2 separate regions of the Homo sapiens genome follow, and region 2 is linked to region 1. Evidence: read pairs that join two places in POLR2A ChIA-PET (ENCODE). Cell type or tissue: CD4-positive, alpha-beta T cell. All regions are shown on one strand.

The links. ChIA-PET counts read pairs that join two places held together with the same protein. Peaks named below come from ENCODE experiments on the same cell type or tissue, not always from the same donor. Only the 100,000 strongest peaks of a DNase experiment are listed, where the experiment ranks them.
Region 2: POLR2A ChIA-PET joins it to region 1 with 5 read pairs; 3 of 35 experiments call an interaction of 5 or more read pairs at or near these places.

What each region holds. Positions count from the first base shown.
Region 1 is chr10:469,842-472,341 of GRCh38, forward strand. All of the region lies in intron 3 of DIP2C (disco interacting protein 2 homolog C), which reads right to left. Among named protein-coding and RNA genes, the nearest start is that of DIP2C-AS2, 160 kb to the right of the region's middle. RefSeq lists an enhancer at 567-1,082. In CD4-positive, alpha-beta T cell, CTCF peaks have their summits at 1,009 and 1,212; DNase peaks (open chromatin) are centred at 640 and 940; H3K4me3 peaks cover 908 bases; H3K27ac peaks cover 969 bases.
Region 2 is chr10:351,159-353,658 of GRCh38, forward strand. The region is part of intron 24 of DIP2C (disco interacting protein 2 homolog C); the gene reads right to left. Among named protein-coding and RNA genes, the nearest start is that of ZMYND11, 220 kb to the left of the region's middle. In CD4-positive, alpha-beta T cell, no CTCF peak of the experiment used is centred here; a DNase peak (open chromatin) is centred at 1,083.

The DNA.
Region 1 (2,500 bases):
TAACTTCTTGCCGTTCCCCAAATGTGTCACACTCCCTCATCTTCCTTCAAAATATAGAAGCCAGGCAGTATTTCAGGTGCTTGGCCTACACGAATGAACAGAACAGAGATCCTGGCCTGTGTGGACCTCGTATTCTTATGGAAGAAAGTGAGAGGTGGGGAGGTGGATGGTGGAAGAATGGCTGAGTAGTGGGGTAAATGGATGAAATGTTTGATAGATGGACGGATGGTGGACGTAAATGGATGCTTGATAGGTAAGTAGATGATTGGCGAATATGTAGACAGATGCAGAGAGGTTGATAAATGGATGGATGATTGACAGGTAGGTAAATAACGAATACACAGACATGCAGATAGACAGAGTATCATGTGGTTATAATGGCGATGGAGACATGAGTCAGGATGGGGAACGGGAGAGATTGTGTGTGAAGAGGCGCCATATTTCACAATTTTACAAAAACAGGAGAAATGAACCGTGCTTCTCACGTTGGGTCTAGCTTCCCCTCCAGAGCAGAGCCTGCAGACTCTGAGCTGAAGTGTCGGTCTCCTCCACCCATCCTGCCACTCTCAGCCACCCCCTCTGCCATGTGCCTCTCTCTTCCACACCTTCCTGCCTTTGAAGAGGTGAGGTAAGGTGCACGGATGAACAGAAAACGCACCCCAAGCCAAGAGATAACCATCTCCTACTACACCCACCTCTCTCAGGCTTTTATCAAGAGAGAAGACCGTGAGACAACCACAACCCGCCATGCTTATCTCGTGGAGTAGCTGGGATTGTGAAGATGGCATGATCCGAAGGTAAACACAGGGTTTATCAACACCCCTGCAGCATCGTGGAGAGAGAGAGAATGTAGGAAACACGCAGTGGCGACTGACGCGGATCTCCTGTGTGGTAAGATGGCCGGCCAAAGATGGGCTTGCATCCTCCTGCGAGGAGCGACCCCGTGTGATCGTCAGCCATTGGACAGCCTCCCTGAACTTCAGTTTCCTCATCTATAAAATGGAAGATAGACCCCCACTGGCCTCTGTGAGAACTGAAGCCATGTGAACTCAGCCTGCGTGCATGTCTGGGTGTGTTGTGTGTTCACAGACAGGGTGTCTGCATGGCAGCACTGACACACAGTGAGGGAAGCGTTGGTCACAGGCTGACAGTACGCAGGTGCCTCCACACTCCTGAACTCGACAGGGGCCTCCGAGACACCCACATGAGTAAGAGAAGGTCTCAATATGTGTCGGGGCTTAAGACAGGTGTGAAACAACAGAGGGTGGATTTGGGAACAAATTCTCCTTCATTCCATCCGCACACATTTTCCTGGGTCACAGCCTCCTTGGAGAAGGCAGCAGGGGCGCCCAGGAGGTGGCACCAGCTTTTCATTCAGGCTCTCAGGTGTGTCCTCTTTTGCATGGGTGACACTCTCTGAGGCCATAAAATCTCCTCTCCAGAAAGAGGAGCAGAGCCAGGAGGCCAGGCAGACGGCAACTGAGGATGCAGAAGCAGCTAATCACATGAGCCTGCATGGACAGAGAGATTCATTACAGCACGACTGACACTCACAGGCTTCCTCGACCACCAGGTGAGTTCCGAGACTCACAGGCTTTCCTCGAACACCAGGTGAGTTCCGTCATCCCTTAGCCTCACTTTTTTCTTCTGACACAGAAGACAACAGTCACGACTTCACCTGCTTATCATGAAAGCTCCATGTGAGAACAATGTGAGGATGCCAGTGAAGGGCATTTGCAAAACAAAGGGATTCACGAATCGGGTCCATCACCAGCGATCGCCCCTACCCTCACCGGTGCCCTGGGAACTACAAAAGAATTCACAGGTAATTTTCTTTTAAAGAAGCAACTTTAACCTACATGTTGGAAAAACTCTCTCAGAATAATTCAAACATTAATCACAGCCTGAGTTTTTGTTGTTGTTGTTTTTGAGATGGAGTTTTGCTCTGTTGCCCAGGCTGGAGTGCAGTGGCGTGATCTCGGCTCACTGCAACCTCCGCCTCCCAGGTTCAAGCATTTCTCCTGCCTCAGCCTGATGAGTAGCTAGGACTACAGGTGCCCACCACCACGCCCGACAGCCTAAGTTTTCTGTTGCTAAATTAATGAAATTTCAGCTGGCCAAGCCCAGGTGGCACTGGCAACTCAGTCTCCAGACAACCCTGTGCAGACGGCATCATAAAACACAGATGAAAGACAGGAAACACATAACAATGTATGGTTTTCATTTCTGTTTAGAAAAGTAGACCTAGAAAACAAATCACTGATGGTAAGAAAAAGAAAAAACTATACTAGCAACCACGATTAAAAAGTTATTTAACAGTGACACCTAAAAAAGAAAAATTTGGCACGAGATTATAATCTTTTTAATTAATATGCAATTCTGAATAGTAGCCAACATGGGCTTGTAAACCACGTGAAGAGCTATTTACCGGACACTGGCGTCTCCCGAGAGGGTGTGTCCGTGCAGAAAGCTGGAGGCCCCTCGCGTGCTGCAGGTCCAC
Region 2 (2,500 bases), 120 kb before region 1:
CCGAGTTAGTGCAACCAAAAGGACGCCGCACGGACGAACAGTATCTGGGGCTATTCATCGGCGATGCTGGGAAAAGCACGTCAGCCTCCCAGCTCGAAGGGCCCGTGTCAGAAACACATGGCGGGGCACGGTGAGTGGAAGATAATGTCTCAGGAAGCATCAAGATGTGAACACCTGACCCTGACCTCTACCAAAACGTCCACAAGACAGCCGATGAGCGCAGCGAGGTCTGTGGGGAAAGTATACTCTCCCTGAGGACCTCTGCGCCAGGGCCAGGACCAGGGCTGCGGGGAGGCGGCCCACGTCACTGCCCGGTGGGTCTTCAGACCCTTCCTGCCGCCTGTGGCTGGTCTCCTCCATGGAGAGGATTAGCTTACATTTCTCTGAATTCAACCTTCTCATCCCACACATTTTCCTTGATTATTTCCCCACTTAGAGGACACCTAAAAAATTAGAAAACAGAAACTGATTTAAAGTAGAAGAGCCCAAGAGCAGGTGGCAGCAGAGATGGGCAGAGACAACAAGGAACGCAGGGCTGGAGTCCGGGAAATCCTGCTGAGAAGACAGATTTGGGGGCCTTTGAAACTGGACTGTTCCTCTGAGCATTTACTCTTAGAGGGGCTCCTTGCCACCTGTTCACAGCAACCAGCCCACCGGCTCCTTGCCGCCAACGTCCTCTGAGCTCTTCAAGTGAACATGGGACAGAGACACCCAGCACGGCCAGGCTGGGTGCTGATGGGACCCATTCAAGTCCACCCCGACTCCAGGGGCAGGTCTCCCAACAAGGAAAACCAGCACACCACCCATCGCTGTGAGCATGGACGCGTCTCAGAGAAGAGCCCTGGCAGAATCAGCTCAGCCCCCGCCCCGCTGAGGGAGGCCCCGACCCCCACAGTCCATTCTCATGCCAGGCCTGCCTGCAGCAGCAGTGCCCAGTCTGGTTTGTTCGGCTTGTGGAACTGTTTCTTCCCCATCTCTGGAGAGCTGAAGCTGATTTCCTATCAAACACCCGCTTTGCTGTCAGATGACAAAGCCTGTGGTTTGCCCACATTCTGGGTCCTGAGATTTGAGAGGCTCAGATGAGACACAGCCAGCAGCCAAGAGTGTCTTTGAAAATGTTTTGATTCTGGTGCACAGAAATCCCCACCTGTAGGTACTTGCAAAGCATGAGTGTAACATGCATGCTGTCCTTTATCTTTGATAACCCTGTGAAACACAATTTTCTCAATGCTGGTTGATGTCTTTCAGGGCTGACATAAAAACAAACAGCAAAGCTTCCAGGCACGCTCCACGAGGACGGTGCCCTTCTCAGGTGTTAGGTCCCAAAGCCAGCTCACAGGGTGATTTAAATTAAGTTCTTAAAAAGCCCCTTGAGATAGTGCTGTGCTGGAGACAGGCACACGATTTCACAGCCGGTCGGACATGAGCAGACACCCCTCGCTCCATGGCCAGGCAGGGCCATGGGTCACACCAGGTGGGCGCCTTTCTTGCCTGGAAAGGACGAGGTGAGTGAACACTGGACCCCACCGTTGGCTGGGAGGGACAGTCGCTCCTGGCTCACGTTGCAGGCTGGCAGTCCCAGGCACCTGCAGCGACTGAGCAGTGTCCCTTCTTCCTTGCCACCTTTCCCCACCCCGTGTGGTTGAACGGGACACAGCTACACCACACGGCAACTCCACACACGTGACACTGTTCCTCAGCCTTGCTCCCCAGGAATCCTAATGCAGCCTCTACCCCAGGAGAAATGCCAGTAACTTTTGCTTGCACTTTCCATTTTCCCATGAACTCCGTGTTAAGAATGTGATGCATTCTCGGCGAGTGTCCCATAAAGCAACAACCATTCACCGCAGGTGACAGTCGTCATTCTCTGGCATCCTCATCAACATTCACTGGGGTTTCCGTCCTGAAACCCACCAGCTAAGAAGAAGGTTCTAGGTAAAACCATTTCATCAGAGAAATGAGGGCTGGCTTTTCCCCCACAGAAGTGCTGGGAGGCAGCATGACCGGAGGGGCACACAGGGAAACACAAAGAGTCTGCCCTTGTCTAAGGACACACATTCACTGTCAGTTTCTGTAAACTTGGGACCATTTTAACGTTTCACATTAAATCAAACAACTTGGGGGAAAAAAAACCCAAGAAGAAAAAGCCAAACTAAATTTATATTTTAAAATTCTAAAGAAGGTATAAGTTAAAAAAGGTCAAAAGAGTTGGCTACAAACCCATTGGTTCAACCATTTAATTTTTTTCGAGATAGAGTCTTGCTCTGTTGCCCAGGTTGGAGTGCAGTGGCATGATCTTGGCTCACTGCAACCTCTGCTTCCCGGGTTCAAGCGACTCTCGTGCTTCCAGCCTCCCAAGTAGCTGGGATTACAGGCATGTGCCAAAACACCCAGCTATTTTTTTTTGTATTTTAGTAGAGACGGGGTTTCACCATGTTGGCCAGGCTGGTCTCAAACTCCCGACCTCAACTGATCCACCCAAAGTGCTGGGATTGCAGGC